Regions from separate parts of the Homo sapiens genome. Here region 2 is linked to region 1. Evidence: chromatin loops called from intact Hi-C (ENCODE). Cell type or tissue: Calu3. All regions are shown on one strand. Each heading gives the region's core, and the rest is flanking DNA. Links, peaks and the distances in the headings are about the cores only.

Evidence for each region. Peaks named below come from ENCODE experiments on the same cell type or tissue, not always from the same donor. Only the 100,000 strongest peaks of a DNase experiment are listed, where the experiment ranks them.
Region 2: it touches region 1 in a loop (2.2-fold over the local background); 16 of 110 quality-filtered maps call a loop at or near these places.

Annotation. Positions count from the first base shown.
Region 1 is chr1:51,732,067-51,740,405 of GRCh38, reverse strand. All of the region lies in intron 4 of OSBPL9 (oxysterol binding protein like 9), which reads right to left. Among named protein-coding and RNA genes, the nearest start is that of MIR761, 100 kb to the left of the region's middle. In Calu3, for the core only: no CTCF peak of the experiment used is centred there; a DNase peak (open chromatin) is centred at 3,465.
Region 2 is chr1:51,632,923-51,641,261 of GRCh38, reverse strand. All of the region lies in intron 1 of OSBPL9 (oxysterol binding protein like 9), which reads right to left. Among named protein-coding and RNA genes, the nearest start is that of OSBPL9, 20 kb to the right of the region's middle. In Calu3, for the core only: no CTCF peak of the experiment used is centred there; a DNase peak (open chromatin) is centred at 3,981.

The DNA.
Region 1 (8,339 bases), core at 240-8,239:
ATTTTTTTTTAATTAGTAAAACACATACCCTATAATAAAACTAATGAAAACTTAGCAGGAATGTAATTTTGATTAAAATATGAGAATATTGGAAAGTTTATGTTCACAATTAGCAATTTGAGATGACATGCATCACAGATAAGCTTTCATCCAATGAAAGAAGTATAGAGCATACTTACAATTCAATCACTTACAATTATTTTTGAAAATTCAAGAACTGGAGAGATACCAGAAGACTGGAAAAAAGCAAGTGTGGTACTGATCTTCCATAAAAGTAAGGAAAAGAGAGAATAGAAAGTTACCATGCTGTGAGTCTAACATCAATAATCAAGTAAAGGAATAGTAAGAGAAAAATCTGTAACTACACAGAGGAAAAGTAGGTACATGAGCAGCAAGTGGCAAGTTAAAAAAAAAAAGATTATGCCAAACATAATGGCCTTTCTTAGAAATTTAAGTTAGCAAATTAAGTTTTTAGAGAAATGACATCTTGTCTCCCTACCAAAAGTGGTTTGACGATGAAAAAAAGTATATTAAAGAGACCAGAAATATTACTTATACCATGATTTTATGTGAGGCACACTAATCTGTGATTTCCTTGGATTACTGAAAATTTGGAAACATTTACAATCCCTACTGTCCCCGTGGTTTATCCATTTCTGCTAAGGGAAGAACAGGACTTAGAAGAACAGGGAAGTTCTGGGGTTAAGATTTTCATCTCTTTTAATCCTAAGGAATAGTCAACTATCAATTCATTTGGAGTGAAGATCATCAATTAAAAAATATCCATAAAATTGAGCCTAGTATTAAACCTTTCCTTTCACTATACCTTAGAGAAGTTATTTTCCATTTACCAATGTCTTGATAATCTAAGGCTTCAAATTAGGTTCTTTATTGTCAACATGGTAGCTGTAGTTACCTTACCAACTGCTAGGTACCTCAAGAATGCCCTGAAAAGTAAGGTCTTTTTCTGTAATGCTAAGTAAGCAGCTCTAACATCATGGATGCACAATGTATATTAAATTTTTTTCAGAGTATTAGGTACTCTACTAGACACTTTACAAGCTTTCTCATTTGAGCATTATAATACAGTAAGGTAGACAGATATTAAACCTGTTTTATAAGTGCTTACCCAAATCATCCAGCTGAATTTTTTTTCAATTGGGATATCAACCTAGTCCTTTGACCAAATCCATTATACTTTTCTATTAAATCACAATGATGTTTAAAAGGAATTAATGACAGAAGGGCACTAAAATGTAATCTAAAAACTGCCTGAAGGCCCTTGACATAGTGGAAACGAGCACAGCTTTAAGGACTCATCTAGTTTTAAATCCTGAATCTGCAACTTTCTAATGAATTACCTGTGTGATCTAGCCAAATTACTTTTTTCACTTACATTTTCTCATCCATGAGTATAATAATAAACTACTCAAGGTTACTGGAGAGATTAAATGAGTAATACATGTAAAGTAACACAGTGGTAGGTGTTCTACTTCCCCTTCATAATTTGGAGCCTTAGATAACCAGGATTCACCACTATATCTCCAGGCCCTTACGCATAGAAGGCACTCAATGAGTACGGATGGATAAAAACAAAACGAATCAAGAACTAGATAATACTATAACCACAGGCAATTTTCATATAGATCTACAATCAAGTAAAGGCTATAAGCATAAGTTAAATTGTATTTAACATCTGTTTTAAAAACAAGCTATAAGTTGATGAACTCCCAAGAAGATAATAGAGAATGGTAATAAAAAAGAAATGAATAACAGACAAAACAAGTGGTAAAACACAGTATGGAAAACAGAGCAGGAAAAATATTCCAATATGAGATGTTCAGGAAAGCACTGGGTATTATGACTGAACCACAAAAGGTAAACTGTACTTAATTATTACCTTGGTAACAAAGAATCAAACAATATAAAGAAAGTTTTTTTCATAAAAGAATCTAATTTTTGAACATATGTTAGTGCTTTGAAAAACCAGAATTGCGTTTATCTTTAAATTTACAAAGAAAGGTTTATGTGTAATGTTCAGTTTCTGCTAAAAAATAAATCTGGTACAGCTAAAATCTGGTACAGGAATCGGGTACAGCTAAAATGCAAGAACTTCAATCATAACCCTTAGCACAATTCCTTACTCTTCATGATACCCTCATCTGATACTAATACACCCTTTGACTTATAGAACAAAACACAAATACTAACTCCATAAAGTGATTTGGTTACTTATACAACTAAACAATAAAGGTCTGGAATTCGTACCATTTTTCTCTATTTAAATCACTGACAGCTTGTCTTTCCCAGACACTCCCAATTTATTCAACAAACCCATATAAGAAGTTACTAAACTAACCAAAACAAACAAAAAACTTAAGTCTGTAAATAGGATGACTGTATATTTTAGTTTGCCTGGATGGTCAGTTTATGCCTGGTTGTCTCAGCAAAGTTATTATTAGCAGCCTCCTTCACTCTCAAGTATCCCAGTTTAGGCAATAAATTACATGGTCACCCTCTCTATATAGGATATAGCTAGGATTTTTAAGACACAAATGTTATGAAAGGCATATAAAATTGCCTCAGATGATTCAGAATCCAGCAAATTGCCTTTTTAAAAAACTACAAAACCTAAAATGAAATGAGTTTACAGGTTCTGAATGCAGAAAGCAAGCTACAGAAATAAAAGACACTGGAATTCAATGCAGTTAATATTAACTGAGTGCTTACCTTATGCTAGATAAGTACACACATGAATAATACTCAAGTTGCAGTTTTATGTAATTTTACTTACGCACTAGAAGTTTCATTTTAAAAAATGTACACACACACACACACACACACACACACACACACACACCCCTGAAATATAACACATGAAACAAAAGAAACAAAACACCTGCAGTTACCCCTAGGGAATGGGACTGAGGAATGAGGGCATGTGAGACAGTGACTCTGAGTTTTTATTTTACACATTCATGTTGTTTAATTTTTTAAAATAAATATGCATTTATTTTATAATTTACATTCAAAAGCTTTAGGTAAAAATGTTCAGAAGCTACAGGTTATGAACATTTTTAGAAAATTTTATAACCATTTTAGCATGCAAGGTCATAAGCATTATTCTTTTGAAATTGTCTATAAAATTATAAAATGTTTTCCAGGAGTAAATCTGGCAAATGCTAAAGCTGCTCAGATACACCTTTCCAAGCAAAAAAGTAGGATAGCAAATTTATAATATCATTTAAAGGTAAAGCACGCACTAGCAAAAAGCACTTAAAACTTCGTAATCACTATACTGGAATAAATAAAATAATGAAAAGTGGCCAATATAACCAAGCAAAATGGCAAAGTTTTTTTTTTCCACCTCCTTCCTGCCAACAACATGATCATGACTCAACATCCAAGAAAGCAATCTCTTAAAGAAGAAAACACCTACTACAGCACACCACCTAACAAAAGCACTGTTGGACTATGTAGTGCTGGCAATCAGCCAACACTTTTCTTCTGAGATACTTTAGTTGGTTAGGCTACTTGCAGTATCTTTCTTAGAAGTCATGGAGTAAATCATTCCAGGATCTAAATAAACTCTGAGAGGTTTACTAGTACAGGATGAAAGAAAAATATTCTTCCATTCCCCAACCTCAGATTAAGAGCATTTTGGAAAGCCTATCTGGAGTCTACTTTTAAGGATCCATCAAAAATGAGTAAATTTCCTGGAAATGTGTTCTACAAATAACTAGGAAAAATTAACATTAAATACGTGAATCCTTAAACTGAGTACTTTAGTAGTTAGTTCAGGTTCTGAAATAACTGCAAAATTCTTATAGCCTAATACTTCTTGAAAATTTGATTATGAAATGTTTTCAAAAACAAAACCTGATATATTAATCTAACAAGACTGAATCTCTACAGCAGAATATAACAAATTGACAAATTAACACTCAAGGTGATAGCTAGTCAGGACTAACAGATAGATGATCAGTCACAGGCAAACAAAATAAAACAACGACCCTGACTTGAATAGACTCAACAATTGTTCTGACATTTATCTCTTAGAAATTATATATGCCAAAGCTGTCTTCGTATATCTAATTTTAGCTGCCAATGAGTACCAGAAGAAAACAGATTCGGTTTTCGCTAAAGTTGTTAAAAAGTGCATACAAAATTACTGATTTAGTTTAATTGTCAGAATCTATCAAGATGATATAAAATACAAGCCAATGAAAACAGGACTTCGTTTTATTCTCTACTATCTCCACCGGGCTAGTGTTTGGTTTGTAGCAAGTCCTCAATAAAAATTTTGTAAATGAATTAAGGAATTCTGCAATGTGCCCACCTGTTAACATTTAAACACAAAAAGTAATCAAGGAACTAGTTCTTGCAGATTATAAATCAGAATATTCGTGGAAAAATCATAAATAACTCATAGAGTTATTTTAAGGGATTTATTATATTAGTTGGTTGCTGTAATGTATGGCTGCTGAATTTTTCCAAGGCTAAACGTTTTTAAGAAGAAAGAGAAACTAACTAGGAGAAAAACACATTGAAATAAATGGTAGTAAAACAAGAAACAAGATGAGGCAATGACAATCTTCTTGTCTCTCTAAAAACTCGTTATCTCACACTAAATCTTATCCTGAGCACATTTTTACACATACTATGCTGGACCTTAGAATTCAGTGTTACAATAATTACTTATTCACTGAGCATCTCTTATGACTATGGCCCTGTGCCGGATCCTTTGGGGATGCCAAGATGAAGCAGACACAGATCTAAAAGAGTTTCATTCTATTAGAGGGAATATATATCTGTCTACAAATAATTGATTCAAGCATGGTAAAATGTTATCAGAAAAGCACGAAGAAATTCAAAGGAGAAAGTTATAAGGACGAGAAAGCTTTCACAGAGGATGCAATTTAGAGTGTAGGATTTGGACAGAAATGGGAGGGGTAAAGCAGTACTCCACCGGGCTAGTGGGCCCTGGCAGGAAACAGCATAATCAGATACAATGTTTGAACTTTTCTTTAATCAAGTGACTACAGTACCCACAGAAGTGAGAGTAGGGCTAAGAAAACTAACAAGAGATGCTGAGGTACTCAGGAATTAAGAGCTGCAAGTAGCCTGAAGGGGCAAGGAAACAAACAAGGTTCCCACCGGCCAGTGGACATGGACGGCTGTAAAACAGTCACTGCCAGAATTGCCTCAAAGCATGGAAGGAGCAGAAGGAACAAATACTCCAAAGGCCTTTTTTCCCTTCCATTTTCTGTCACTGCTTCCCATTTGCTAAACCCCAACCAGAAGCCAAGGGATAAAGGATCCCAGATGCTGAAAGCTGTAAAAGTCAGCCTCCTAGAGCACGGAAGAGAGAAGGCCAGAGAACAAATCTGCAAGAAAATGGAGAATAACCAGAAAAGGCATATTCCCAAACTGAGGAGCTGAGAAGCACAAGGAGGCCAACTGAGGAACAATATTCTGTTACAGAAGAATGTATATTTTTTGGATCTGGATGCTGAATCTCAAGGAAACCAAAATTAGTGGCTAAAAATGGGAATAAGTACTAGGGTTTGGGGGGGAAAGGCGACCAAGGGGTGGAGACTACCAGGGCAGCACCCTGAGTCTCTCTGGAGAAAATAAAAGAGCAAGAGTCATCTAGGCTCTGGCCCTAGTCATTTACTCTCTAGCTATGTGGCCATGGGCAAGTCGTTTAGCTGCTTTGAGACTGATTTCTCCACAATAATAAAAATTTTTAAAAAGGTAGAAATGGAATTAGAATTTGAAAATTCTCTCCAGCTCTAGGATTGTGTGATGCCAATACTTCCAGGTAAACAACTAGGTTCACCAGGAGGATAAATTCCTAACCATATTGGAAAACCTGGGGCCCGTGTATTCACCTTAATAAAAATTAATTTCATTTAAATAAACACAGTAAGAATTTACAGGTTCCAACTGCAGCCAAGTCCTCCACGGTATGACAAAATATGTCAAAACACAAGCAAACTCTGTCATTTAGTGTAACCTTGAAACTGAGTGAGAAAGACTAACACAACCAGATTTTAAAACATGCTCTGGAATGCAGAGAATGCAAAGAAACAACGGAGTAAGCAGAATAACTTAATTGAAGTGGCACATTTTGGGAAAAACGAGTTGTTCAGTCAATACAGCAAAGAAGCCAAGTTCCTAAAGGTGTCTCCAGAAATAAATGAACTCCAATATGGCAGGAACTACAGTTCTCTTCTCTCTCTCCTGCGTGCGCACATGTATACACACACATACAGAGCAACCAAACCATTCATTCATGACACATATATTTATTTAATGTCTATTATGGCCAGGTACTATCATCATCTTCAAAGGATGTCTTTAAGGACAATAGAGATAATATTAATAGCAAATATAATTAAGCATTACCTAATCATCTGGAATGAGCTCAAATTTCACCTTTAAAGCAGTTTCCCTGACATTCTAGCTAGCCTACATGCTTTTTCCTATGATACTAACAATACTCCAGAACCAATTAGTACTCGTACTACTATTAGTATTATTTTAATCATGTTAGAGGTCCTATAGATTGGGTAGGGGAAGGTGGGGAGTCCTGGAAGTCTGCCCACTTTTTTTTTTGTTTGTTTTTGAGACAGAGTCTCGCTCTGTCACCCAGGCTGGGGTGCAATGGTGTGACCTCGGCTCACTGCAACCTCCTCCTCCCAGGTTCAAGCAATTCTCCTGCCTCAGCCCCCCAAGTGGCTGGGCTTACAGATGCCCACCACCACACCCAGCTAATTTTTGTACGTTTATTAGAGATGAGGTTTTACCATGTTGGCCAGGCTGCTCTCCAACTCCTGACCTCAGGTGATCTGCCAGCCTGGGCCTCCCAAAGTGCTAGGATTACAGCGTGAGCCACCGCACCCGGCCCTGCTCACCATTTTTAGCACTGTTTCTAAACATTTTTCCAATCCCCCGTTTCTCATGTCTGGTAGCAACCAGGGAGCTTGGTGACCTAGGAAGCATTTTTAACTCACAGGGAAAAACCTAACTCCAGTAAAACTGAGTCAAAGGTTTACACACTTAAGCTATTATCGTCACATATTTTGATCACTTAAGCACTTACTGAACACCTACTATGTGCCATGCACTAAACTAGGGACAAAGGCCCCGGGGATACAAAGATGAGTGAGAACCCCAGATCTCTAGGAAATCAGGGTTTAATGCAAGAATCACATATGTTTAAAAATTTACAATACAACTTAGTGAAGGCTGTGATATGGAGATATGAGCAAAGTGCTGTAGTAGCACACACAAGAGTAACAAACTCACCCTGCCTGAAGGAAGGCATCATAGAAAAGGTTAACACAGGAGCTGTATGCTAAGGAAGAACTGGAGGCTTACCACTTGAGATACAGTGGGGTAATCTAAGCAAGAAGGAAAGGCTGTGAAAAGACAAATAACTGTGAGAGGCTATGGCATGTTCTCAATGAGAAACAGTTCACAGTGGATGCCGTGGGTAAAGCACCTGGAGCTGAGTCTGGACTCAGAGATAAATCAGGACCAGAATATGAAGAAGGGCCTCCAGGACATGCTGGGCAGCTGGACTCTGGCAAGGAGGAGCCAAAACACATTCTTAACTATAAGAGCGGCAACCCATTCCAAATTTGTTTTTGGATAAAAAGGATGGGGTAAGGGGAGTCCAGTGACAGACTAGTCAGAAAGCCTTGCAAAAGTCTAGGTGAGAGACCATGATGGCCTGAATTAAAGCATTATCATCTAGAAAAAAGTGACGAATCTGAAAAATATTACTAAGGCAAACATAACAGGACCTGGTGACTGGAGATGGAAAATAAGGAAGATGGAAAGTAGCTTTAAATGCCTGTGTGTGGTAGAACTTCATTAAAATATTTAAGGAGGAATACGTGGCTTAATTACATTGTCAGTATAAGAACTATTCTTTCAAGCTTAACAATCTTTGTTTAAACCTTTACTGAAAAGCTTCCTAAATATAATTTTCTAAGTATACTACAGTAATCACAAAGTCTTTTTTCTATATAAGAATCATCATAAATATCTGTTTTCGCTCTACAGTATAAAGTTTAGCTACAGATAGAACTCAACATACCCCAGGGGACATCCTAGAATTTGCTTCTCTGAACAAAAGCCTGATTATCAGATTTTCTTGTCATCGTCCCCTTTCTTAATCAACAGCGTGCAAACCATGTGAGTGCCTGACTTTCCAACCAGCAGAACATGGTGCTAACAAAATAATGCTCTTTCCTGGCTGAACCAAACTTACAGTTAAATTCCCTACTAATCTTAATATCAACAGAGATTGAAGTGGGGATGGCTGA
Region 2 (8,339 bases), core at 46-8,045, 99 kb after region 1:
GGTAATGACCAACAATGAGATGACCTGCATTCTCAAGAGAATAGCTCATAATAATCTCAAATCACACAGCGGTCTGCCTGCTTGGTCCATTTCTTAAATCCTTAGGAAAAAGTAATTTTAAGAACATACTAAGAACTATTTAGCTAAATGTCAGTCTTAAATCTGCTTTAATATGGCAACGCACAGTGGCTCACACCTGTAATTTCAGCATTTTGGAGGCTGAGGCAGGGGGATCACTTCAGGCCAGGAGTTGGAGACCAGCCTGGGCAACATAGTGAGAACCCATCTCTAAAAAAAAAAATTTTTTTTAATTAGCCAGGTGTGGTGGCACACACCTGTAATCCTAGGTACTCAGGGGGCTGCGGTGGAAGGATCCTGTTAGCCCAGGAGTTAGAGGTTACAATGCACTGCACTCCAGTCTGGGCATCAGAGTGAGAGCCTGTTTCAAAAAAAAAAAAAAATTATCTTTACATTACTATTATTCCCACCCTATCTTTCAGAACCTAATTAATGCCTGGGACCTGGAAGGTATTATTAATAGATAAATGTCTGCTCAATGAATGGTCCCAGACCACTTTCCCAGTTATCTTACTCATCCAACAAACATAATTCACTCAAAATATGCCCATTCAGTCCCAATTCAAGCTATTCAACACTCCCAAGTAACACAGGGGAAACCTTTTCCCCGGTTCTGTAAACTTTCAGTCCTCTTCAATCAAATTTTTACAACTGTATTTTAAATTATTACAATAAAACAATTAGAGATTAATAATATCTAATAAAAAGCACTAAATCAAAAGCACAAAAGTAACTACTTGATTATATCTTGATTGTAACTACTTAATTGTATCTCCAACAGGACTGCAAGCTTTTAGAAGATTAGTTCAGTTTATTCCTAGCACATACTAAGTACTAAAAACATCTTATTAAGTTTAAAAATTAACTCATAAAATCTAGCTTGGTGCCAGTATATACTGCAATCAATAAAAACCTGTTTAATTGGAAATATAAATATGAGTTTACAAAGTAAATGTGTCTGAAAAAGTTTTGTGCAAACATATTTAAAATTCAGTAAGGAAGATTTCCTTGCCATTTACATTAATTCTACAATCCTTTTATAAAGCAAAGAATGGCCAAGTATGGTGGCTCATGCCATAATCCCAGCACTTTGGGAGGCTGAAGTGGGAGGATTGCTTGAGCTCAGGAATTTGAGACCAGCCTGGGCAACATAGTGAGACTTCCTCTTTACTAAAATTAAAAAAAAATAAAAATTAGCCAGACATGGTGGTGTGTGCCTATAGTCCCAGCTACTGGAGGGCTGAGGCAGGAGGATTGCCTGAGCCCAGGAGGTCAAGGCTGCAATGACCCCTGATTGCGCCACTGCACTCCAGCCTGGACCACAGAGCGAGACCCTATCTCAAAAAAAAAAAAAAAAAAAAAAAAAACAACTAGGAATGCCTCCCCGAATCTGTTACATGAGGACACTTAAATTTATTTGAATGTTAATTTTACTTTGCTTAAAGTACACTGTGTTGAAGATCAAGCAATAAACTCACTGACTTGCTATGAATCTCTCACAGCTAAAAGTGAGGTCTCCTTCTGAACTTATTAATATACAGCATGCCATATTACTTTTCTTAAGGCACTTATTATTTCTATCTTACATGATAATAACGTATGTGCATGTCTCATCACTTCTCCCAAAGGTAGTTTCTGACTCATCCTTGTCCCCACCACCCCAACTCAATATGCTACCCTTGCTACACTGTACTTTGCAAAGAACATTTAACATGTTGATGGTAGAAGACCTGGGGACAATGAACGTGGACAAATGTCACAACAGTTCCTCTCCTTTACGCATAAATGTAAACACTGTTTCCACATTGAGAGACATGTTAGTTCATTTCCAAGTGCATATGAGGTTGCACACATAGCCAGTGTTGTACCTTCGACCATCTACTACTGGCACACAGGAGGAAAACTTGACAGGCAAACTAACCCATGAAGACAGGAATCACAAGACGCTGGTTCTAGGGCATGGGACAGACAGGAAAGGGACAGGAGGGAATTTTGCAGGAAGATAACAATGCTTCATATTTTGATTGGGATATTAGTGACAAGGCTGTAAATAAATGCAAAGACTCAACTAATTATACACTTAAAATATGTGTTTTTTACTGGAAGAAAATTATACGTCAATAAAAGTAAATTAATAAATAGTACTTGACAAAATTCTACGAAGATACACTAATTACAACAGTTACAAAATAGGAAATGATAGCAGCAACTCTCACTCACTCCTGTAGTTTTTTTTTTAAGGCATTCTTGCTATGTTGGCCAGTCTGGTCTTGAACTCCTGACCTCAAGCAATCCTCTGGACTTGGCCTCCCAAAGTGCTAAGATTACAGGTGTGAGCCACTGCATCTGTTCAGATTTTTATTTTTATTTTTATGAGACAGAGTCTTACTCTGTCACCTAGGCTGGAGTGCAGTGGTGCAATCATAGCTCACTACAGGGGCACACCACCACACCCAGCTAATATTTTTGTATTTTTTGTAGTGACAGGGTTTCACCATGTTGCCCAGGCTGGTCACTAACTCCTGAACTCAAGGGATCTGCCTGCCTCAGCCTCTCAAAGTGATAGGATTACAGGTATGAGCCACCGTGCCCCGCCTTTCTTTTCTTTAAAAAAAATTTTTTTTATACAGGTAGAGTCTCACTATGTTGCTCAGGCTGGTCTCAAATTCCTGGCCTCAAGCAGTACTGGGATTACAGGTGTGAGCCACCACACCCAGAATGTAGTCTCCTTTCTATTTAAGAGAGCACGGACTCCTAAAGCCATCCTGATAGCATTTAATGTACTAGAGACCCTTCCCCAGTTACTGCCTTGGGACACTCAATAGCCCCAAATGTCATTATGCTTCCAGAAAGCTACACCAACAAAAACTCTTGAGTAGTCACAGACTCACAATAATGGAGAAATTTTCCCCATCACTCATCCTTCAAGTTATCATAGATAACTATCTCATCCTTCCCTCCTTTCCCTGTCAGTTACAGATGGTCTCATTTTGAGCATCAGATTTAATGTCTATTGATTCAATATACAAAAATATATCAGTAAACAAGGTAATGGTGATTTTGGGGGTCTCTCCAAGATCCTGGGAACAAGGCTGCCTTCCCTTAAAGAAAAGAGACATATATCAAAACAGAGATATATACAAGATCATCTTTAAGAGATGGAACAGCCTGGAGATCATTATACTAAGTATTTTAGAACTAGAGAAAGAAGGCCAGAACTAATATCAGAAGGCAAGGATAGAAGTTTTTTTGACCCAAAGATTAAACCTGTTACATTCTGGTAATAGGTATGTCTCTAACATGGAGATACTGCATCTTGATGTCAATATCTAATGCCACTAAATACCTATAACATATAACTTTGGTCTGATGCTGCTTATAATTTGGCATCCCAAAGAGTTTGCATTCAGAGAATAAATGTATCAGTTAGATAGCCTAAATGTAGAGTCTTCTTAAGTTATATTTCTTGTTGTGAATTAATAAATTGGAATACTGATTCATATAATGGTGACCACTGTGTACATTTAGTGAATATTACTATGTCAAACACCTCCATAAACTTTAGCTTTTTGTTATCATTTACTGAGCACTTATGTGCCAGACACTGTGCTAGTGCTTTAAATACTATTTTATTTAATTCTCACAATGATCTTATGATATTGGTTCTTTTATCATACCCATTTTATTTAGTTTTATTTATTTATTTTTTTGAGACAGAGTTTCACTCTTGTTGCCCAGGCTGGAGTGCAGTGGTGTGATCTCGGCTCACTGTAGCCTCTGATTCTCCTGCCTCAGCCTCCTGAGTAGCTGGGATTAAAGGCATGCGCCACCAAGCCCGGCTAATTTTGTATTTTTAGTAGAGACGGTGATTCACCATGTTAGTCAGGCTGTTCTTGAACTCCTGACCTCATGTGATCCACCCACCTCAGCCTCCCAAAGTGGTGGATTACAGGCGTGAGCCAACATGCCTGGCATGTTATACTCATTTTATAACTGAGGAATCAGTGACAGAAAGGTTGGAGTAACTTGTCCACAGACTCACAGATAGCAAGTGAGAGAAACAGGATTTGAACCTAGGTATGGATCCAAAGGTACATTTGTACCACAGTCACTATAAACCTGGTTAATTTAAGTCTTCCTTAAAGGTTTTTCTCAACCACAAAGGCTGGGTGTAAAATCAGTGATCTTTCTGAATTCAGAGGAGTATGTCACCCTGTAAAGCCTCTCAGCAGTGCCTCAGAGGGCGGTAATGCTGACTTCTGAACCATCTCTAGCATGTAAATTCCTAGGTCACTAGATTACAAATACATGTCCACATCCCTTATCCCAAGACCTTTGGATCAGATGTGTTTTGGAAATGACAATTTTATTTATTTATTTATTTATTTATTTTTAAAGTAGAGATGGAGTGTTACTCTGTTGCCCAGGCTGGCCTTGAACTCCTGGCCTCAAGTGATCCTCTCACCTTGGCCTCCCAAAATGCTAAGATGACAGGCATGAGCCACTGTGCCCAGCCTTCACAATTTTAGAAAGGTAAGACAATTTGGGTTGGGTGTGGTGGGTCATACCTGCAATCCCAGCATTTTGGGAGGCCGAGCCAGGAGGATTACTTGGGCTCACAAGTTCAAGACCAACCTGGACAACATGGTGAAACCCCATCTCTACAAAAAATACAAAAATGAGCCTGGTGTGGCAGTGTGCACCTGTAGTCCCAGCTACTTGGGAGGCTGAGGTGGGAGGATGGTTTCAGCCTAGGAGTCAGAGGATGCAGTGAGCTGAATCATGCCATTGCACTCCAGCCTGGGTAATAGGGCCAGACTTTGTCTCAAAGGGAAAAAAAAAAAAAGAATGAAGTGGCATCCAGGAGAGGTGGCAAATGCCTATATTCCTAGTTACTGGGGAGGCTGAGGTGGAAGGATTACTTGAGCCTAGGAGTTTGAGGCTACAGTGAACTATGATCATGCCACTAAACTCCAGCCTGGATAACGAAGCAAGACCCTGTCTCAAAAAAAAAAAAAAAAAAAAAAAAAACAAGAGAGAGAGAGGAAGGAAGGAAGGATTGATTTTAGAAAGGATACACACACACACACACACACACACATATACATACATACAGTACATAAATTGTGTCACCTGCAGTGAGGTCTAGGGTAGCCAAGGATATTAATTCCACAACCAAGCATATTAATATATCTATAGTACAACAAACAAATATTTACACTAAGCATGATAAAGATTATAAATAGCCACACATCAGTTCAAGATAGGCTTTACTTCCAAATGAGCGTATCATAAATTTAGGGGGAAAAATCTTTTTAATTCAGGGCTGTAGAGATTTCAAAATTGCAGGCAGAGGATTGTGGACATATGGACTTTGATCTAGTGGCCTATAACATTGTCGAGTCTCAGGTTTTTCACTGTTTTTAAAAAAGGATAATTTTATCTTCAAGTCAGAATTTCAGGACAACAGGTGAGTGGAGAGAACCACTTTCACGGAGCTCAATTAAGCACAGCCATGATGACTTAGGGTTTTTGCATCCCTTATAAAGTTAAATATTAAAAACTAAATAGTAGCCCAAGTTCTGCAAACTACTGATAGCATGTTAGTAATATATGCTGCACCTTGAAGGAAATCAAAATATACCACCCCAAAATATACTTCTTTGGCATATTTTGAGATAGCTATTCTCAGAGGGGCTGCAGACACGAGAATAACTCTGAAAAGCTGTACTTTGGTAGGGGAGACTTGTATCTGCAGAGGTAATCTACATTAGTGGAGTAACAGCGAGGTGCAAACACCTTTTTCTGAGACCTCCTTATCTGCCTTATCTAATCTAGGAAGATTACCTCACAGGAAAAGGAGACCAAAGTTCTGACATTTTTTTTTTTAATACAGATGGGGTCTATCTATGTTGCCCAGGCTGAACTCAAACTTCTGGGCTCAAGGGATCTTCCTAACTCAGCCTCTCCAGTGGCTGGGACTATAGGTATGACCCATCACACTCTGCTCTTGACACACTTTTCGAAGTCTGACAGAGAAACTTTTCCCACAGGTAAAATGATCTACTGAGAGATTTCTCCTGCATAACAAGACGGCCCAGCCCTTGCTGGCCATGGGATATGTTTGCCTGTGTCTCCACCCAAATCTCATCTTGAATTGTAGCTCCCGTAATTCCCACATGTTGTAGGAGGGACCTGGTGAGAGATAATTGAATCATAGGGCCAGTTTCCCCCATACTGTTTCTTGTGGTAGTGAAAAAGTCTCATGAGATATGATGGTTTTCAGCGGTTTCCCTCTTCCCTTGGTTCTTATTCTCTCTTTGCCTGCCCCAGCGTAAGACATGCTTTTCGCCTTCTACCACGATTGTGAGGCCACCCCAGCCATGTGGAACTGAGAGTCCATTAAACCTCTTTTTCTTTATAGATTACCCAGTCTCAGGTATGGCTCTGTCAGCGGCGTGAGAACAGACTAATACACCATGTTTCCTCCTCTCACTCTCATACACTGCAGCAACCCCTTCCCCACAACCCCAGGATACCCTTAACCCTCTATTCCTTTCTGCATGGTATAAAACTTCAGTTGGCCTTTCTTTGAGTCTCATATTTTGTATGGCTCCCATGCTTATGCACGTGAATAAATTTGTATACCTTTTCTCCTGTTAATCTGGCGACTGTCAACTCATTTCAGCCGACTTGGATTCAAACCTTCAGAGGGAAAGTTTCAACTTCCCTACAACCTCGACACAGATTTTCTATTTTTGTTTTGTTTTTCACATACCACCCAAAATACTAAATATTGACTTGTGTTTATTCACAGAGTTGATTAAAGGAAATAATGAGGGAGTGTTAAACTCTGTTTTATGCTCCTCCACCATCAGTACTTCTCCCACCAAACTGTGAAATGACAATCCATTATTAACATTCAAGTTCACTCCTCTACCAAAAATTGCCCAAGGACCTTTTTCCCTATTTAGCAAAGACTAATAGAGGGCCCAGAATAACAAGATTATAAAAAGGGAACAAGAAGAACACTACAAAAATGTATAGAAGATAGAAAAATTTGTGCAACACACAAAAATGTGGTTAGCAAGAACAACAGCTAGACCCATGAAATTTCAGATGCTTAGTCCTAATTCCAAGTCTCATCCTATAGACTCCAATTTAGAATGGGGCTATGCTCCAAAAGCTCCTTGTTCAAATCTGGAGGTTGGGGCTCAGGAAAAATGTTTGCAATGAAAAACTGTTAATAATTATTTCCAAGCCAGGTAAGGCGGCTTACACCTGTAATCCCAGCACTTTGGGAGGCTGAGGTGGAAAGATCACTTGAGCCCTGAAGTTTGAGACCAACCTGGGCAACATAGTGAGGCCCCATTTCTACAAAATGGTTTTTTTAAAATTAGCTGGTGTGGTGGTTCACACCTGTGGTCCCAGGTACTCTGAAGGCTTAAGTAAGAAGACTGCTTGAGCCCAGGAGGTTGTGGCTGCAGTGAACCATGATCATGCCCCTGCACTCTAGCCCCCGTGACAGAGTGCAAGACCCTGTTTTCATTTTATTTTATTTTATTTTATTTTATTTTATTTACTTTATTTTTTGAGACAGGGTCTTGCTCTGTTGCCCGGGCTGGAGTGGACTGGCAGGAACACAGCTCACTGCAGCCTCTACTTCCCAGGCTCATTGATCCTTCTACCTCGCACCCATTCCCCCATCCCCACCCAGTAGCTGGAACCACAGGCATGCATCACCACACCTGGATAATTTTTATTTTTTATTTTTTTGTAGAGACAGGGGTCTCCCTACATTGCCCAGGCTGGTCTTGAACACCTGGGCTCAAGCAATCCTCCCGTCTTGGCCTCCAAAGTGCTAGGTTTACAGGTGTTAGCTACCTCACCTGGCCTTATTTTACTTTTATAATAAAGATAAAAGTGGCCAGGTGAGATGGCTGACACCTGTAATCCCAGCACTTTGGGAGGCCAAGGCGGGTGGATCGCCTGAGGTCAGGAGTTCAAGACCAGCCTGGCCAACATGGCGAAACCACGTCTCTACTAAAAATATAAAAAAATTAGCCAGGCGTGGTGGCGAACACCTGTAATTCCAGCTACCTGGGAGGCTGAGGCAGGAGAATTGCTTGAACCCAGGAGGTGGAGGTTGCAGTGAGCCAAGATCCAGCCTGGAGGACAGAGTAAGACTCGGTCTCAAAAAAAAGAGAAAAGTATTTTTTAAAAGGCAATTTAAAAACTCTCATTTTTTTTTAATCAAGTCT